Regions from separate parts of the Homo sapiens genome. Here region 2 is linked to region 1. Evidence: chromatin loops called from intact Hi-C (ENCODE). Cell type or tissue: PC-9. All regions are shown on one strand. Links, peaks and the distances in the headings refer to the core of each region. The heading gives the core; the rest is flanking DNA. Region 1 has its middle 39 kb from the start of WEE1. Region 2 has its middle 37 kb from the start of WEE1.

The links. Peaks named below come from ENCODE experiments on the same cell type or tissue, not always from the same donor. Only the 100,000 strongest peaks of a DNase experiment are listed, where the experiment ranks them.
Region 2: a loop joins it to region 1, with 13 times the contacts of the local background. A loop is called at or near these places in 60 of 110 quality-filtered maps.

Annotation. Positions count from the first base shown.
Region 1 is chr11:9,607,854-9,617,722 of GRCh38, reverse strand. No RefSeq gene overlaps it. Among named protein-coding and RNA genes, the nearest start is that of WEE1, 39 kb to the right of the region's middle. RefSeq lists enhancers at 2,102-2,251, 2,522-2,611, 3,812-4,501, 7,046-7,573 and a silencer at 3,332-3,711. In PC-9, for the core only: CTCF peaks have their summits at 3,470 (motif pointing left), 4,164 and 4,363 (motif pointing right); DNase peaks (open chromatin) are centred at 3,552 and 4,452; H3K4me3 peaks cover 2,530 bases; H3K27ac peaks cover 3,938 bases.
Region 2 is chr11:9,531,679-9,541,547 of GRCh38, reverse strand. No RefSeq gene overlaps it. Among named protein-coding and RNA genes, the nearest start is that of WEE1, 37 kb to the left of the region's middle. In PC-9, for the core only: CTCF peaks have their summits at 6,087 and 6,287 (motif pointing left); a DNase peak (open chromatin) is centred at 6,097; H3K27ac peaks cover 1,927 bases.

The DNA.
Region 1 (9,869 bases), core at 887-8,886:
CGTCTGTAATCCCAGCACTTTAGGAGGCTGAGGTGGGTGGATCACCAGCGGTCAGGAGTTCGAGACCAACCTGGCCAACATGGTGAAACCCCGTCTACTAAAAAGACAAAAATTAGGGCCACGCATGGTGGCTCACACCTGTAATCCCAGCACTTGGGGAGGCCAAGATTGGCAGATCACCTGAGGTCAGGAGTTAGAGACCAGCCTGACCAACCAAGAGAAACCCCATCTCTACTAAAAATACAAAATTAGCCAGGCGTGGTGGCACATGCCTGTAATCCCAGCTACTCAGGAGGCTGAGACAGGAGAATCGCTTGAACCAGGGAGGCGGAGGTTGCAGTGAGCCAAGATCGTCCCATTGCACTCCAGCCTGGGCAACAAGAGTGAATCTCCATCTCAAAAACAAACAAAAAAAACCCCATCCCCAGGCTATCCCTATCACTCACACCACCATGTCCCACTCCAAAGAAGGGCTTCATCTCTTGCCTGGATTATTGTAACAATCTCCAAACTCTGGCTGTCTGTTCTCCATCGACACATTCATTCTTTTAAAATCAGAGTATCTCATTCCTCTGCACAAAACCCTTTAACAGCTCTTCTTCTCAGAGTGAAAGCCTATAGGCCTCACAGGGTGTGGGCCCACCACTTACGACTCACCTTCCTACTCAAAACAGCTTTCACTCCTCCTGGCCCACTCCACTCCTGTCACACTGGCCTCCTTCAACACACCAAGCACACTTCTACCTCAAGGCCTTTGCAATCATGTTTCCTTTGCCTAGATAGCAGTTTCCCCAGCCAGGCACAATGGCTCACACCTGTAATTCGAACACTTTGGGAGGCGAAGGCAGGAGGATCTCTTGAGTTCAGGAGTTTGAGACCAGCCTGGGCAACATAATGAGACCCCCCATCGCTACAAAAAAAGAAAAAAAAATTAGCTAAATGTGGTGGAGTATACCTGTAGTCCCAGCCACTTGAAAGGCTGGGACCGGAGGATTGCTTGAGCCTGAGAGGTTGAGGCTGCAATGAGACATGATAGCACCACTGCACTGTAGCCTGGGAAACAGAGCAAGACCCTCTCTCAAAAAAAAAAGAGAGAGAGAGAAAGCCCTTTTCCCAGATTTGCAAAAAGGTTACTTCTTCATTTCCTTCATGTCTCTGCTCAAATGTCAACTTATCAAAAAGGTCTACTTATCAAGTAAATCTACTTGAACTTAACTTGGCTGTAAAATGAAACCAACTATGCCCTTGGAATTTTTCTGGGGTCTGAGGGAGGGACAGTCTATAAGTAGGGAAAGTCAAGTCCTGGCTCTACTCCAAAGTACATCCCATCTCCCTTACCTTGCTTCATCTCTCTCTGTTACACTTACCAGTACCTGACTATATATGTATATTTAAATTAATGTTGAAAGCATGACTTCTCTGGAACTTGAGAGTTCATGACATCAGAAACTGGCTAGGGAAAAGAAGAGACCTCAGCATGAGCACAACGTTCATGACACACCACCACCACTACCACACATACACACAAACACACACACACACACACACACACATTAAATAACCTGGAACCGATGCAATTGTACAACAAAGGGAAATGATAAAGTGTGCTTGTGGGGTAGAAAAGTGTACAGTAATTGGCTGGGTGCAGTGGCTCATGCCTGTAATCCCAGCACTTTGGGAGGCCAAGGCGGGCAGATCACCTGAGGTCAGGAGTTCGAGACCAGCCTGGCCAACATGGTGAAACCCCGTCTCTACTAAAATACAAAAATTAGCCAGATGTGGTGGCACATGCCTGTAGTCCCAGCAACTTGGGGGGCTGAGGCAGGAGAATCGCTTGAACCTGGGAGGCAGAAGTTGCAGTGAGCCGAGATCATGCCACTGCACTCCAGCCTGAGCAACAGAGTGAGACACCGTCTCAAAAAAAAAAAAAAGAAAAGAAAAGAAAAGAAAAGTATACAGTAATTAAAAACACTAATTACAAAGACAGTAAAATGCTTATAGTATGTTACGGAAAAGTAGTACCATCAATTGCAAAACAGAGCAACTCAATATATAATTACATACAGTACTGCTATAATCACAACAATGCAAAATACATACACATAGGAAAGCTGAGATTTAAAACAAAATTGGTTATTGTGTTAGGCCTATTAAGGGGATTATGGGTAGTTTTGTAATCTTTTATTCCTCACAAGTAAAAACAAACAAACAAACAAACAAAAAACTTATACTCTTTTTTTCCATAAAAGGAACACGTTTTAACTCCCTGGGCACACTGGTTGAGGAAAATCCCAGCCCAGTGAAGTCAGCACCCAAGTTCCCCAGAGACTCCCATGTGTGGTTGGCAGAAGGGTCCTGGGCCAGGTCTGTGCAGAAGGGCTGTCCCAGAGGTTGAAATGGGTAGTAAGTGAAGCATAGAGTATTTGCATGACTAACCCAGGGGAAAATACCCACCAGAGAGTTATTTCTATTTAAGACAGAGAAATGCAGAAGTAAATCTACTTGAACCTAATATGGCCTTAAAACGAAAACAACTGTGCCCCTTGGAGTTTTGGGGGGCCTTCCTGTAGGGAGAGAAAATCAAGTCCAGGCTCTAGTGACCTTCACTGGAGAACCAAATTCTCCTGCAGGGGTCCAGAATGGGGGCTTCGGGCCCTCAAGGGGGCTTCAGTGCTAGTGCAATGAGTTCTGAATCCATAAACCTGCTGAGCATTGACCTTAGACCAGCATTTCTTAACCAAACTAAGGTTATGAACCCTGGTAATCATAAAAACGACAGAACTTCTTCCCAGAAAAATTGCACATTTGCCCTAAAATATGAAACAATCTCAGGAGTTTCATGGGCTCCCTGAATCCTATCCACTCCTAGTTGTCCCCATACCCCAGATTAAGACTCTCTGATGGACCTGAATAAATACAATGTCCTACATACAATGTATAAAACGTGTACGCTGTTTTTCAAGTCTACTGATAGAAATGTGATGAATAAATACAACTTCATTTAAAAGAAATACTGAATTTAGAGACTTCCTGTTATATGTGATCTCCAGAGGACCAGTAAATGCCTGTGCAAGCCAAGGAACACGTTAAAAAGAATCCCCTATCCCTGCAACAAAGCCCGAAAGGGATTCTACTGGGACAGTTGCTCGGTCCCAGGGCCCAGGCATTGGAGAGAGCCTCGCTCCAGAGACTCTGTGGCCCCACCGGAGCCGGTGCCGGCTTTTAGGGGTTTTCTCACGGAAATGTTCAGCTGCCGGTGAGTTCACGTGCATTTAAGTTTTATTCTCCAGTTAGGACCGGGTTTTCCAGATGTGGGTTGTCAGCGCGTGCCCAGTAACCAGCTTGCGCCCAGGTGCGAAACGCAGTCATTGGGTCTCTCCGGGTGTGCGTCCTGGGTGGAGCCCCAGGGGCCCCGGCGTGGGTGGCCGTCCTGCTCCGCGGGTACCCGCGGAATGCCCTGCCCGCATGCTCCCTCTGCTGGGCGCGCCTCGGCGCCTTCCGGGTGCACGGCCCTGCCCAGGAGCGGCGCGTGGGGCCCCGGGTCTGCGGATGAATGGGGAGATAGCGAGGGGAGGGGCGCACAGCACAGCCCACTCCCCCTTACCCACGCCTCCAGAACAGTCCTACCCCTAGCCCCAACACCTCCTTCTATCCCCGCCCCGCTCTCCCCAGACGCTCTTAATCTGATTGAGACTTCGGCACGTAAACGCGGTTCTAGGAGCCCGGACTGGCTCAGTGCACGACTTATCAGAAACTTACCCGTATCTAACACACAATAGATTCGTGCACATCTGTTGAATAAAGAAGAGTTTGTTTTTCGTGTTTGAACCGTGTCTGCTTCAATAACGCTTCCTGCAGTGGTCCTTTTTAGGAGGGGTACAGTGAGTGGTATACTGCGAGGGAAGCGGGACAAGGAGGCAAAGGGAAGGGAAACAGGCGGGCCCAGAGAGCAGCTTCCGAGTGACCTGGAAAATCAGCGCCCAGAACTCATCTAGACACAGAGGCTCGGTGCCATGGCATTCCGCGCTGACTGCCAGAACCGCGGGCCGCGGAGCCAGCACTGTGCCGGCAACGTGGTGGGGCGAATGCCCTGGGGTCGGAGAGGTGGAAAGGCCCGAAAGGAAGAGCCCAGAAGGGGACAGTCCCCACCCAACGGCAGGGTAAAGGCCCGTCTCTACTGGTTACTAGAGACGTGGAACCCAGGAAGCTCGAGGCCCCAGGAAACCGGCATAGAAGGAGGCCTGTCAAAGGGGCCCCGAATCCTCCCGCAGGGACAGAGCGACACGTCCACCCGGGCTCGGAGGACTAACACCAGGAGTCCCCTGAGGCCCTGCCCCAGGCTTCCCAGGTTGTGGGGACACCAGCTGCCTGCAGGGGGCGGGATGTTCCTTTGGCGCTGCTGGGCAGTGACTAAGAGCAGAAACAAAAATAGAAGCTGAGATCAACGGAAAGGAATGAGACTGAACAAACACACGCATTAATCCTGATGGGATACATAGTAAAATAACATTCCCAAACACGGCAGTAAGAAAAGATGAACTATGTAAAGAATGCGCAGATAAATGAATGAAAATTTGGAGGACAAAAATGTGTTTCACATCGTATTTCAAAATAAACACCAAGTGGATTAAAGTGCTAAATATTTTAAAGAACAGCCATAGAAACTATATATTTAATAGGATAAGGCAGTTATATTTATGGATAAACGTCAGCGTTCTCAAAACTTTGAAACAACAGAAGAAACAACAAAGGAAGACTAACGTTCAAAAATACAAAAACTGGACAGAATTTTAAAAAGACAACAGATTGAGAAAAATGTCTGCACCAAGTGACAAGCAAATACTACCTGAAATGTATAAAAGCTTGTTTATAGGCCAGGTGCAGTGGCTCACGCCTGTAATCCCAGCACTTTAGGAGGCCAAGGCGGGTGGATCAACTGAGGTCAGGAGTTCGAGACCAGCCTGGCCAACATGGTGAAAGCCCCGTCTCTACTAAAAATACAAAAATTAGTTGGGTGTGGTGGCACACGCCTGTAGTCCCAGTTACTTGGGTGGCTGAGGCAGGAGAATCGCTTGAACCCGGGAGGCGGAGGTTGCAGTGAGCCGAGATCGCACCACTGAACTCCAGCCTGGGTGACAGAGCAAGATTCCATCCCCCCCACCCAAAAAAAGCTTGTTTATATATATAAAAACAATCAAGGTACCAATTGCTAAATAGACAAAGAAGGTAAACATGCACTGTAATTCACAATAAGAAATAAAAGTCATACCCAAGTGCATGGGGAAAACGTTCATTGATAATCAGAAACTTTAAACTTAAAACAGTTATGACATAACACCTTACATCTACTAAAGTAGCAAAAATGTTTTAAAATTATAATGCAGGCTGGATGCAGTGGCTCATGCCTGTAATATCAGTTCACTGGGGGCCAAGGCAGGAGGTTCCCTTGAGGCCAGGAGTTGGAGACCAGCCTGGGCAACAGAGTGAGACCCTGTCACTACAAAAAATTTAAAAATTAGTCCAGCATGGTGCTGTGCTCTAGTAGTCTTAGCTACTTGGGAGGCTGAGGTGGGAGGATCCCTTTAAGCCTGAGAGTTACAGTGAGCTATGATCACACCAGTGCACTCCAACCTGGGCAATAGTGAGACGCTGTTTCTGTAAAAATAAATAGAAAAAAATATAATAGAAAAACAGAAAAAAAATAATGCATAATGTTAGCAGCATGGTAAAATAATAGTCACCATTGCTTCATACAACTCTATCTGGTTTTTTTGAGACGGAGTCTTGCTCTGTTGCACAGGCTAGAGTGCAGTGTTGCCTCACTGCAACCTCTGCCTCCCAGGTTCAAGTGATTCTCCTGTCTCAGCCTCCTGAGTAGCTGGGACTATAGGCACATGTCACCACACCTTGCTAATTTTTGTATTTTTAGTAGAGATGGGGTTTTACCATATTTATCAGGCTGGTCTCAAACTCCACTGCTCTGTTGCCCAGGCTGGAATGCAGTGGCGCAATCTCGGCTCACTGCAACCTCCGCCTCCCAGGTTCAAGCAATTCTCCTGCCTTAGCCTCCCAAGTAGCTGGGACTACAGGCGCGTGACATCACACCCAGCTAATTTTTATGTTTTCAGTAGAGACAGGGTTTCGCCATGTGATCCACCCACCTTGGCCTCCCAAAGTGCTGGGATTACAGGTGTGAGCCACCGCGCCCGGCCCATACAACTCTTTTGAATAGCAATATAGTGATCTTCATTTATTCAACAAACAGCTATTAGGGAGTTCCTATTGCAGATTAAATACTACTGTAAGATCTCACTATAATGGAGGGAAGAGACAACAAAGAAACAAATATACATGATGCAAGGTGGTGGTAGCGGTAGGAAGAAAAATAGAACCATGAGCAATGGGACGTGCTAATTGCATCAGCTTGGTTAGTCAGGGTAAGCCTCCCTGATAAGATGACATTTGAACAGAGCAACACGAATGAAGTGAGGGAGCAAACCTCATTCACACCTGTGGGAAGAGTGATCCAGGCAAAGGGAACAGAAAATATAGTGACCTTGAGGCAAGATCATACTGTAGTAGAACATCAACTGATTGCCTTTTAACCATGCACACAGTAACACGGAAGAAATGTTTAAATTAACTTACTTTATATACATATTAAGACCCACAAGAAATGTATTAAGCAGAAGCAATATAGTCAAATACCTGTTTCTTATCTTAACTAAACAAAAACTTAACCTCAGTGGAAGGTGACATTGCCAAAAGTTTGCTTCACCCCATCCTCTTCTCAAAGCTAGAGTCTGCCAGACATGAAATGTTATGTCTTCATTTGCAGCATGCTCAGTCCTTTTCTAAATAATATCTAAACATGTGAATTAAAGTACTGTCACAGCTCAGAAAAACGGTCATCACAATAAAGGCAAAAAGTCTTGAGTGGGATTATCCAGTTTTGTAGTTTTTTTGTTTTTTGTTTTTTGTTTTTTTTTTTTTCTGAGACAGAGTCTTGCTCTGTCGCCCAGCCTGGAATGCAATGGCGCGATCTCAGCTCACTGCAACCTCCACCTCCCGGGTTCAAGCGATTCAGCCTCCCAAGTAGCTAGGATTACTGGCACCTGCCACCATGCCCGGCTAATTTTTGTATTTTTAGTAGAGGCAGGGTTTCACCATGTTGGCCAGGCTGGTCTCAAACTCCTGACCTCAAGTGATCCACCCGCCTCAGCCTCCCAAGGTGCTGGGATTACAAGCGTGAGCCACTGCACCCAGCCAGTTTTGTAGTTTTAATTACCATCACTTTTCTAGTGAGCCTCAAATAAATCCCTAACCTGAACCTCAACCCTGAACTCCAGACTCAGATATGCACCTGTCTTCTTGACCTCTCCACTTAGATGTCTGATAGGCACTGCAAATTTAAATGTCCCAGCTGGGCACCATGGCCCACACCTGTAATCTCATCACTGTGGGAGGCAGAGGCGAGCAGATCCCTTGAGTTTAGGAGTTAAAGACCAGTCTGGGCAACACAGCAACACCCTGTCTCTACAAAAAAAAATTTTTAATTAGCCAGGCGTGTTGGGACATGCCTGTAAGTTCTAGCTACTAAGGAGGATAAGGCAGGAGGATCACTTCAGCCAGGGAGGTTGAGGCTGCAGTGAGCCATGATTACACCCCTGCATGCCAGCCGGGGCAACAGAGCAAGACCCTGTCTCAAAAAAAAATTAAATGCCCAAAACTGACCATTTATTTTCCATCTGCCATCCCCTCCCCCACACACACAATGTAGTTTCTCTAACAACTAATTGCAAGGCAATTCTTTTTTTTTTTTTTTTTTCTTTGAGAGAGAGTCCCACTCTGTCACTCAGGCTGGGGTACAGTGGTACCGTCTCGGCCCACTGCAACATCTGCCTCCAGGGTTCAAGCAATTTTCCTGCCTCAGCCTCCCAAGTAGCTGGGATTACAGGCATGCGCCACCACACCTGGCTAATTTTTGTATTTTCAGTAGAGACAGGATTTCACCATGTTGCCAATGCTGGTCTCGAACTCCTGGCCTCAAGTGATCCACCGGCTTCAGCCTCCCAAAGTGCTGGGTTTACAGGTGTGAGCCACCACACCCAGCCAACTAACAGCAAGTCACAAGGCCCCATGTGACCAGCTTCATCACCTCTGTGACCTCCTACTCTACCCTTCCATCACCCCTCTGGGTCGAATTGGCCTCCTTGCCGTTCCTCAAACACACCAGACATGTGCCCACCTCAAGGCCCTTGGACTTGTTCCCTCTACTGAGAGTGATCTTCCCCTCCATAGTCATCCGTGGTCCACGTCTCAGTTTGTTGAGGTCTTTACACAAAAGCCAAAGCAACTTTCTGAGTGAGGCCTTCCCTATACAACCTATCTAAAATAAACACACACAAAAACTCCCTGATTTGAATTTTCCACTTTAGCATTTTATTGCCTTTTTCAAGACAGGGTCTTGCTCTACCACCCAGGCTGGAGTACTGTGGCGTGATCATAGCTCACCACAGCCTTGAACTCTTGGGCTCATGCAGTCCTCCTGCCCCATCCTCCCAGGGCCACAGGCATGTGCCACCATGCCTGGCTAATTTTTTATTTTTATTTTTTGTAGAGACAGGGCTCTCACTATGTTCCCCAAGATGGTCTCAAACTCTGATCCTCAAGCAATCCTACACCTCAGCCTCCTAAAGCACTAAGATTACAGGAGTGAGCCACCATGCCTGGCCCATTTTATCACTGTTTAAAGTTATATATTTTTTACTTGTTTATTTTGTTTATTGTCTATATCTCCCTATTAGAATGTAATCCTATAAGCCCCAAGGGCATGGATTGTTGTCTATTTTGTTCACTGATGTATCCCCAGTGCCCAGAATGGTGCCTGCCACCTGGTAGACGCTTGATAAATATTCACTGAATGAATAAGAGTGGGAAGGAAAAGCACATAATAACCACGTGGTATGGATCAGAGACAAGAAACATTCTTATTAACAGAAAACTAATTTAGGGAGATTACTAAGAAAGTCAGGTGTGGTCATGCAAAAGATTCTACAAAATACAACTAAATGTCTGAGTCACCAAGATAGGGGCTGGGGGTCAAATAGTCTCTGACAGAGAAAGCTGACCCCCTCCCCGACTCACAGTTTACATCCAGCTGCCTTCAGAATCACAGTCCACTGAGGGCTGAGAACTCCAGAATCTACACATGCCCAGCCCCCATACATACCTTGGTCCCGGAAGATGGGTGGGAGCTAATGGGGCAAAGGGATGTCTAAGGTTTGTTTCTCTCAGCTGGGATGCTCTCAGGTAAGGCATGGTAACAGAAAATCCAGTTCAAACTGGTGTCGATAATAAAGAACATTTGGGAGTCTGAGGTGGGAGGATCACTTAATCCTAGGAGATCGAGATCAGCCTGAGAAACCAAGCAAGACCCTGTATCTTGCTTACAAAAACTACAAATTAATAATAATAAAAAAAATTAGCCAGGCGGCCGGGCACAGTGGCTCACGCCTGTAATCCCAGCACTTTGGGAGGCCAAGGCGGGCAGATCACCTGAGGTCAGGAGTTCGGGAACAGCCTGACCAACATGGAGAAAACCCATCTCTACTAAAAATACAAAATAAGCCGGGCGTGGTGGTGCATGCATGTAATCCCAGCTACTCTGGAGGCTGAGGCAGGAGAATCGCTTCAACCTGGGAGGCAAATGTTGCGATGAGCCTAGATTGCAGCACTGCACTCCAGCCTGGGCAACAAGAGCAAAACTCCGCCTCAAAAAAAAAAAAAAAAAAAGAATGGACTCAGACAAGTTGTTTCTCCTTATAGGGGTAGAAATGGCTGCAGTTTTTAAAGATTTTACATCTTTG
Region 2 (9,869 bases), core at 1,356-9,355, 77 kb after region 1:
AGAAAGCTGAAACTGGATCCCTTCCTTACATCTTATACAAAAATCAATTCAAGATGGATTAAAGACTTAAATGTTAGACCTAAAACCATAAAAACCCTAGAAGAAAACCTAGGCATTACCATTCAAGACATAGGCATGGGCAAGGACTTCATGTCTAAAACACCAAAAGCAATGGCAACAAAAGCGAAAATTGACAAATGGGATCTAATTAAACTAAAGAGCTTCTGCACAGCAAAAGAAACTACCATCAGAGTGAACAGGCAACCTACAAAATGGGAGAAAATTTTTGCAACCTACTCATCTGACAAAGGGCTAATATCCAGAATCTACAATGAACTCCAACAAATTTACAAGAAAAAAACCAACAACCCCATCAAAAAGTGGGCAAAGGACATGAACAGACACTTCTCAAAAGAAGACATTTATGCAGCCAAAAAACACATGAAAAAATGCTCACCATCACTGGCCATCAGAGAAATGCAAATCAAAACCACAATGAGATACCATCTCACACCAGTTAGAATGGCGATCATTAAAAAGTCAGGAAACAACAGGTGCTGGAGAGGATGTGGAGAAATAGGAACACTTTTACACTGTTGGTGGGACTGTAAACTAGTTCAACCATTGTGGAAGTCAGTGTGGCGATTCCTCAGGGATCTAGAACTAGAAATACCATTTGACCCAGCCATTCCATTACTGGGTATATAACCAAAGGACTATAAATCATGCTGCTATAAAGACACATGCACACGTAGGTTTATTGCGGCATTATTCACAATAGCAAAGACTTGGAACCAACCCAAATGTCCAACAATGATAGACTGGATTAAGAAAATGTGGCACATATACACCATGGAATACTATGCAGCCATAAAAAATGATGAGTTCACGTCCTTTGTAGGGACATGGATGAAATTGGAAATCATCATTCTCAGTAAACTATCGCAAGAACAAAAAACCAAACACCACATATTCTCACTCATAGGTGGGAATTGAACAATGAGAACACCTGGACACAGGAAGGGGAACATCACACTCTGGGGACTGTTGTGGGGTGGGGGGAGGCGGGAGGGATAGCATTGGGAGATATACCTAATGCTAGATGATGAGTTAGTGGGTGCAGCGCATCAGCATGGCACATGTATACATATGTAACTAACCTGCACATTGTGCACATGTACCCTAAAACTTAAAGTATAATAATAAAAAATAAATAAATAAAAAAGAACTTAAAAATTTCTCCAAGAGGTTGACTTCATCAGGCTAAGGACCAACTTCCTAGTTTCAGGAGTGGAGCTAGAAACAGATTGGTTTTCTTTGAATGAGTGGGTCTTTACTCATAGAATAACAGTATGGGTAAGAAACTAGCAAGCTTTATTTTCTCCTCTTGGTCTTCTGATACTCAGTGAGGAAGAGAAGAGCCAGTGAGGGTAGTTAAGGATAACAGGTTTTTCCTCTCCAGGCAAAGTATAATAGCACACACTGTGGACATAGGGGCTGAAGTTGTTTTGTCACCTGTGAGTTCTCGAGGAAACTGGGAAGAAATTGGCTCCTTCTTTATCAAGTCAAGGGAGGCACAGCACTTCTTTCATGGATCTGAACAGGGGCAAGGTCCTTGTGCATGTCCACTACCTTGCTGTCCTGGAGAAGTGGCCAGTGGGTCCTTTCTGTTTATGGGTACCTCTGAGTGGAGTCCTGACAATGAGAATAGTTGGATATTCAGAGGATAAAGATAAGTAACCCAAACAAGAAGTCCACCCATCCTGAAAGAAAACATTGCTACAGAGTGAGACTCCGTCTCAAAAAAAAAAAAAAAAAAAAAGTTGCTGAAAACCAATCCTACTTTTCCACTTCAAACCTAACATTGGAGCCTAAATTCAAACTACTTTATTATAATCAACTTATATGAGCCTTATATTTAAGAACTGTAGTTCAAATTTGATGACCAAAGATAGAAAATCTTTTTCAAACTGTTATTTGCTTGAGGTGGAGGGCTTGTCATTTTATTTCTTTAAAACAAATAATAATTTTATTTACTCAAAAACAGATCAGGCCGGGCGCAGTGGCTTACGCCTGTAATCCTAACACTTTGGAAGGCTAAGGTGGGAGGATCATTTGGGCCCAGGAGTTTGAGACCAGCCTGAGCAAGATGGTGAGACCTTGTCTCTAAAAAAATTTTAAAAATTAGCCTGGCATGGTGGCATGAACCTGTGGTCCCAGCTATTCAGGAGGCTGGGGGAAGATCACTTGAGCCCAGGAGGTGGAGGCTGCAGTGAGCCGGGTTTGTGCCACTGCACTTCAGCCTGGGTGACGGAGTGAGATCCTGTGTCAAAAAACCCATCTCTATGAAAAATACAAAAATTAGTCAGATGTGGTGGCATGTGCCTGTAGTCCCAGCTACTCCAGAGGCTGAGGCAGGAGAACCGCTTGAACCTGGGAGGTGGAGGTTGCAGTGAGCTGAGATCACGCCACTGCACTACAGCCTGGGCAACAGAGAAAGACTCTGTCTCAAAAACAAACAAACAAACAAAAAATAAGCTGGGCATGTTAGTGTGCACCTATAGTCCCAGCTACTTAGGTGGCTGAGCCAGAGGATTGCTTGAGCCCGGGAGGTCAAGGCTGCAGTGATCTATGATCAAGCCACTGCACTCCAGCCTGGGTTATAGAGCAAGAAGACACTGTCTCTAATCAAAAATAAAAATAAAATAAGATTCACAGCTTCTGGGGATTAGAATATGGACATATTTGGTGGGGGCATTATTCAGCCTACTACACCTTGCACCCAAGAGCAACTTACCCAGCAGCTTCCCACACAGTGCTGAGCTCCAGAAGAGCCTGGGGCAGCACGACTTTTCCCATGATTTATCTAAACAGCTCTCCATTAGGCTGTTTTCAAACTTTTGCTATTATGAGCAATGCTGCTCATATATCCTTAGAATACAGTATTAGAAGAAGAATTGCCAAATTAAAGGATATATGCAATTTAAATCTATTTTTGGCCGGGTGCAGTGGCTCACATCTATAATCCCAGCACTTTGGGAGACCGAGCTGGGAGGATCAATTGAGCCCAGCAGGTTTTGAGACCAGCTTGCCAACATGGTGAAACGCCATCTCTACCAAATATACAACAACAACAAAAAAAATTTAGCAGAGCTTGGTGGCACGTACCAGTAGTCCCAGCTACTCAGGAGGCTGAGATGGTAGGATGGTTTGAGCGCAGGAGGCAGAGGTTGCAGTGAGCCCAGATCACGCCATTATGCTGCAGCCTGGGAGACAGAGCCTGACCCTGTCTCAGACAAAACAATCATTTTCCTGGTCAGGCATGGTGGCTCAAACCTGTGATCCCAGCATTTTGGGAAGCTGAGGCAGGAGGATGGCTTGAGCCCAGGATTTCGAGACCAAATACAAAAATTAGCTCGGTGTGATGGCAAATGCCTGTAATCCCATCTACTTGGGAGGCTGAGGCAGGAGAATCACTTGAACCTGGGAAGTGGAGGTTGCAGTGAGTGGAGATTGCACCACTGCACTCCAGCCTGGGCAACAGAGCGAGATTCCGTCTAAAAAAAAAAAAAAAAAAAGAAAATTTAAAAATCAGTTGGGTGTGGTTGTTTGTACCTATAGTCCCAGCCACTCAGGAGGATGAGGTGGGGAAATCACTTGAACTTGGGAGGTTGAGGCTGCAGGGAGCCGTGATCGCACCACTGCACTCCAACCTGGGCAATAAACTGTCTCAAAAAAACAAAACAAAACAAAAACCTATTTTCCTGCATCTTTGCCAACAACATTATCAACTTTTTTGATATTTACCGATTCTATGGGTGAAAAATGGGATTTCATATAAGTTTTTTCTTTTTTCTTTTTTTTTTTTTTTTGAGATGGAGTCTCGCTTTGTCACCCAGGCTGGAGTGCAGTGGCACCATCTCGGCTCACTGCAAGCTCCACCTCCCAGGTTCATGCCATTCTCCTGCCTCAGCCTCCCGAGTAGCTGGGACTACAGGCACCTGCCACCACGCCCGACTAATTTTTTTGTATTTTTAGTAGAGACAGGGTTTCACCGTGTTAGCCAGGATGGTCTCGATCTCCTGACCTCGTGATCTGCCCACCTTGGCCTCCCAAAGTGCTGGGATTACAGGCGTGAGCCACTGCAGCCAGCCCAGTATAGGTTTTTTAAACTTTAAAAAACTTTTTGAAATAATTTTGGTATAGTTTTAATATTAATTTATCTTATTATAAGTGAGGTTATGCATTTTTTGATATGTTTAAACTGCCATTTCTATATCTTTCCTGTGATTTATTGGTCCCTCATGCAACACTGTGTATCTGAAGACATAGTCAACAGCGGCAGGCCAGGCACGGTGGCTCACGCCTGTAATCCCAACACTTTGAGAGGCCAAGGTGGGAAGATCACTTGAGGCCAGGAGTTTGAGACCAGTCTGGCCAACACGGCAAAACCTCGTCTCTACTAAAAATACAAAAATTAGCCGGGCATGGTGGCGCACGCCTGTAGTTCCAGCTACTCGGGAGGTTGAGGCATAAGAATCACTTGAACCCAGGAGGCAAAGGTTGCAGTGAGCAGAGATTGCACCACTGCACCCCAGCCTGTCTCAAATAAAAATAAAAATTAACAGTGGCAATCAGGCAAAAAAGTAGTGTCATAGGATTAAAATAAAATAAAATAAAACAAACAAAAAAAAGCTCCTCTGAAGGGTAGAGAATTCAGGGGCAGGAGGAGAGAGGAGTCATGGTAGGAATAAGACCCCTTGAATAAGACCCCTTGCTACCAGGCTGGATTTCAGTAACTCTGAGTCCTGTGGAGTTTTGCTGGGATAAACATAGCCACAGTTTAGCAAGTCTGGGGGCCAGGAGAGGTGATCAAGGCAGAGTCAATCCTCAAGAACAATGTCAGAGCCCACTTATTAGACTTGGGTCCAAGGGCAGGGCAGCAATGGGGCTTCTATCCCAAGTTCTTGGACAAGAATTTGGCATTTATCCTATAAGTTTGGCATTTATTCCAAAATTTCTTGTCCAAGAACTTGGGATAGAATCTATTGACAGCCTATTGTCTCCAGTCATGGTTGACACTGGAGCCCTGGACAGGGCTCTGCCTGTGGATGAGCAAGTGACTTTCCCTGTGGGGATGAAGGAAGGTGACCATGTAGACCTTCTCCTAAGACTGTAGAAGGCATGCAGAACGGCAAATACGGCAGCAGCCTGGCCTCACCTTAAGACTGGGTTTAAGAGTGTGGAATGGGCCGGGTGCAGTGGCTCATGCCTGTAATCCCAGCACTTTGGGAGGCCGAGGCAGGTGGATCACCTGAGGTCAGGAGTTCGAGACAGCCTAGCCAACATGGTGAAACCCTGTCTCTACTAAAAATACAAAAAATTAGGGGGTCATGGTGGCAGGCGCCTATAGTCCTAGCTACTCAGGAGGCTGAGGCAGGAGAATCGCTTGAACCCAGGAGGCGGAGGTTGCAGTGAGCCGAGATCGTGCCACTGTACTCCAGCCTGGGCAACAGGAGCGAAACTCCATCTCAAAAACAAACAGAAAAAAAAAAAAAGACCGGGACTGGTGGCTCATGCCTGTAATCCCAGCACTTTGGGAGGCTGAGGCAGGTGGATCACCTGAGGTCAGGAGTTCAAGACCAGCCTGGCCAACACGGTGAAGCCCCATCTCTACGAATAATACAAAAATTAGCTGGGCGTGGTGGCACATGCCTGTATTCCCAGCTACTCAGGAGGCTGAGGCAGGAGAATTGCTGGAACCTGGGAGGCAGAGGTTACAGTGAGCCGAGATCGTGCCACTGCACTTCCAGCCTGGGCAACACAGCGAGACTCCATCTCAAAAACAAAACAAAGAGTGTGGAATGTTGCTAGGAATGAGTGGCTGGGGCCGGAGACTCCTTAGGCCTGGCAGAGATTTGCCCTGGAAGTGCCTGTGTGAGAATGATTAGTTCTCAGCACCTTCTTGTCACAGGATTGCAACTGGCGTCTCAGGAAGCCAAATCTGAGCTACTCCTGGAAGTATCATCTTGGTCAACACTGGCTATAAAACCAAAAGAGGCTGCCAGATTGTGCAAGGAGACAAAACTAGTCTGGTGAGGGCATTTCCTCTTTAGTGATGTCCCAATGGCCTGAGGCTGTCAGGGTTCTTCTCATCACTTGCCTTGTTTTGACTGCCCCCATCAAGGCACAGCTGGCTCATTTGTCCCAGAAGGAAATGGTGAAGCAAGCAGATGGATTGCTCCCTGGACCTCCACAGCGCCTCCTGCTGGTGGTGGACCCCAAGGCCCACCATCCTGCCTTTAATTCATTAACCAGCTGCTTTTCTTTTTGGCTTTGAAATACCCAAAGGTTCCACCAGCTTTCCAACAGTGAAGCCCACCTTTGTAAAAAAAAAAAGAAGCGCTCCCATTTTTCTGTTGCCCCTGCTTTTTCGGTTAAAAGAACATGAAGCAATTTCAGGATATTAGAAAAGCCCTAAGGCAGTGGGGAAACATGCCTAATGAGTTTTAGCTGAATAAAACATCAGGTGAGTGTGGGAGCTGCCCTCAAGCGGGACCTACTGTGCTCCTAGGGCCCTCATCAGCACAAAAGCCCTGTCACTGGCTTGGAGTAAAGATTTCCTATTTAAAAAGATAAGCCAAACCCCTTGGGGCAGCAGAGATTTTTTTTTTTTTTTTTTTTACCACTTTGGGTTTTCTTTAGAATTTGCAGAATTTGTGTGAAGGGCACTGGCACTGAGTCTGCACCCAGATTAGAGCTGTTTTCCACATCCCTTTCCTAGGCTGGGGGGCTTTGGGGCAGATTAGTGATTAGGCTTGTGGGGGGCTTCTGTGTGCTGTGACCTGTGCGTGCCAGGGAACCCCTGCAGCAGTGAGGCAAAGTGGGAAGAAATCTGGAATTGACATTAGAGCTGGAATCTCATTTTCTTTCATCTTGTAAACCAAAACATGACCATGGCAGATCTCAACTGATTCAAAGTTTATTTTGCCAAGGCTGAGGACGTGCCTGGGAAAAAGAAACCCAAGTCACAATACGATCTGTGACCCGTGTTTTTCCAAAGAGGATTTGGGGAACTTCAATATTTCAAGAGGTGTAAACCAAAAAGTATCTGAGATAGGTAACAATTAATTTAGAAATTTATGTTGCCAGCGTTAAGGACGTGCACTTGGGAGACAGGTCTGTGCCTTTCTCCAAATATGGTTTTGAGGGCTTCAATATTTAAAAGTGGGAAAAGCAGGCTGGAGGGGAAAGACGGAGGGTATGGTCACATGACTGAATCCACATGTTGCAAGAGAAAAGGAGCAGGTAGGGGAATAGTCAATTATATATTCATCTTTGTAGCAGCTAAGGTGAACATAGAGTAGCTCTGTGGAGATACTTAACTTTTTATCTGTAGCTACTTGCTTAGGAACAAAAGGAAAAGTAACTTCTTGGATAATTCAGCTTTCAGCTTAATATTTTTCTTTTGGCATAGTGAAATTAGGGTCCCAAGTTTTTATTTTCCTTTCACAGAGGAAAGGGCAAGCAGGAGGGGAAGGGAAAAAAAAAAAAGGAGGGTGGGTAGGCAATGAGGCAAGTGGTTACATTCTTGTGAGGCTCCGGTTAGAGTTCAGTGAGTCTATGTTTTACATGTAAAAAGAAAGGGGTAGAGGAAAAGTCAATTATGCATTAGTCTCATGCTCAGTCAATCTACATTTTTTATAAGATAAGGTGAGCATGTGAAATTACAGCTCTTTGGGAACAAAAGAAAGGCCGTATTTTTGTTTTATTTTTGCTTTTTTGTTTGCATGACTCAGTTCCCAAGCTTTGGCCTAGTGAATTTGAGGTCCCAAGATTCTATTTTTGTTTCACAGTCTGAATGCAGAAAAGTGAGCAGAAAAAGCTTTTGCCAGGCAATTTTAACTATTCATGCAATTATCCTGAATTTTGAGCATTCTTCATTCTCAGCAAGATTTTCTGTCCTTGCAGTTTAGCCGTGCTCTAGAAGCAAAACGAAACTCCTGCATGGAGAATTGAGGAATCTCTCTGTACATCTCAAGCCACGTGAGTTTGGAACTGGAGGGAACAGCTAGAGGTGCCCTGCTACTCTGCAAGACCTCCAGGAGTTACCGGGAAATTTAAATCCCCAGCTGTCTTAAAGGAGCCCATAATCTAACAAGAGATAATATATTCCCAAAACACAGGTCACACATCTGCAGCAAAAACAGAAGGGCTAATAGAAGCGCACGCCTCAGCAGGACAGGCTACATAATCTGTGCGGCTCCGTGCAAAAATGAAAATACGCAACCTCTTGGTCAAAAGACAGGAAAAACTTGCTTTTAAAGGTACACATAAAGCCAGACACAAAAAGACAAATATAATATGAGGCGCCTACAACAGTCAAATTTATAGAGACAGAAAATAGAATGGTGGCTGGGCACGGTGGCTCACGCCTGTAATCCTAGCACTTTGTGAGGCCAAGGCAAGCAGATCACTTGAGGTCAGGAGTTCAAGACTAGCCTGGCCAACATGGCAAAACCCCGTCTCTATTAAAAATACAAAAGTTAGCCGGGCATGGTGGCACGTGCCTGTAGTCCCAGCTACTTGGGAGGCTGAGACAGGAGAATCGCATGAACCCAGGAGGGGGAGGTTGCAGTGAGCCGAGATCATGCCACTGTACTCTAGCCGAGATCATGCCACTGTACTCTAGCCTGGGTGACAGAGCAAGACCCTGTCTGAAAAAAATAAAAATAAAATAAAATAAAATAAAATGGTGGTTGTCAGGAACTGGAATGAGGAAGGATGTGGAATTATTGTTTAATGGGTACAATTTCAGTTTGGGGAGATGAAAAAGTTCTGGAGATGGATGGTGGTGATGGTTGCACAACAATGTGAATGTACAGTTGTCCTGCAGTATTGGAGGGGGATTCGTTCTAGGATTCATCAAGGACACCAAAATCCATGGATTCTCAAGTCCCTGATAATAAATGGTATAGTATTTGCATATAACCTACACACATCCTCCTGCATACTTTAATTCATCTCTAGATTACTTATAATACCCAATACAATGCCTACACATCATTCTTATGAATTCAACATAGTACTTGGTACCTTGCAAATTCAAGGCTTGCTTTTTGGAACTTAGTCTTTTTTTCCCTGAATATATTTTTTCTTTTTTTTGTAGAGACAGGGTCTCACTATGTTGCCCAGGCTGGCCTTGAACTTCTGGCCTCAAGTGATCCTCCTGCCTAGGTCTCCCAAAGTGCTGGGATTACAGGTGTCAGCCACCACACCAGCCTTTTTCCTGAATATTTTCGATCCATGGTTGGTTGACTCCATGGATGTGGAACCCAGGGATGTGGAACTGATGGATACAGAGGGTTGACTAAGTACCACTGCACACTCAAAAATAGTTAAAATGGTATATTTTATGTATATTTTATTACATACACAAAATGGTAGACATAAGCTTTTTCCTTCTTTTATAGTCTTTCTCTTGACTTGTCATGGTGCTTATTTGCTACTTAATGTCATTCTAAGAAAAACTACAGGACGGGCTCAGTGGCTCACACATGTAATCCCAGCACTTTGGGAGGCCGAGGCAGGTGGATCACCTGAGGTCAGGAGTTCGAGACCAGCCTGGTCAAATAGTGAAACCCTGTCTCTACAAAAATACCAAAAATTAGCCGGGCATGATGGCGGGTACCTGTAATCCCACTTACTCGGGAGGCTGAAGCGGGAGAATCACTTGAATCCAGGAGGCGGAGGTTACAGTGAGCCGAGATCGCGCCATTGCACTCCAGCCTGAGCAACAGAGCAAGACTCTGTCTCAAAAAAAGAAAAGAAAAACGACAAATTAAAAATTTTGGCATGCATTTTACCCT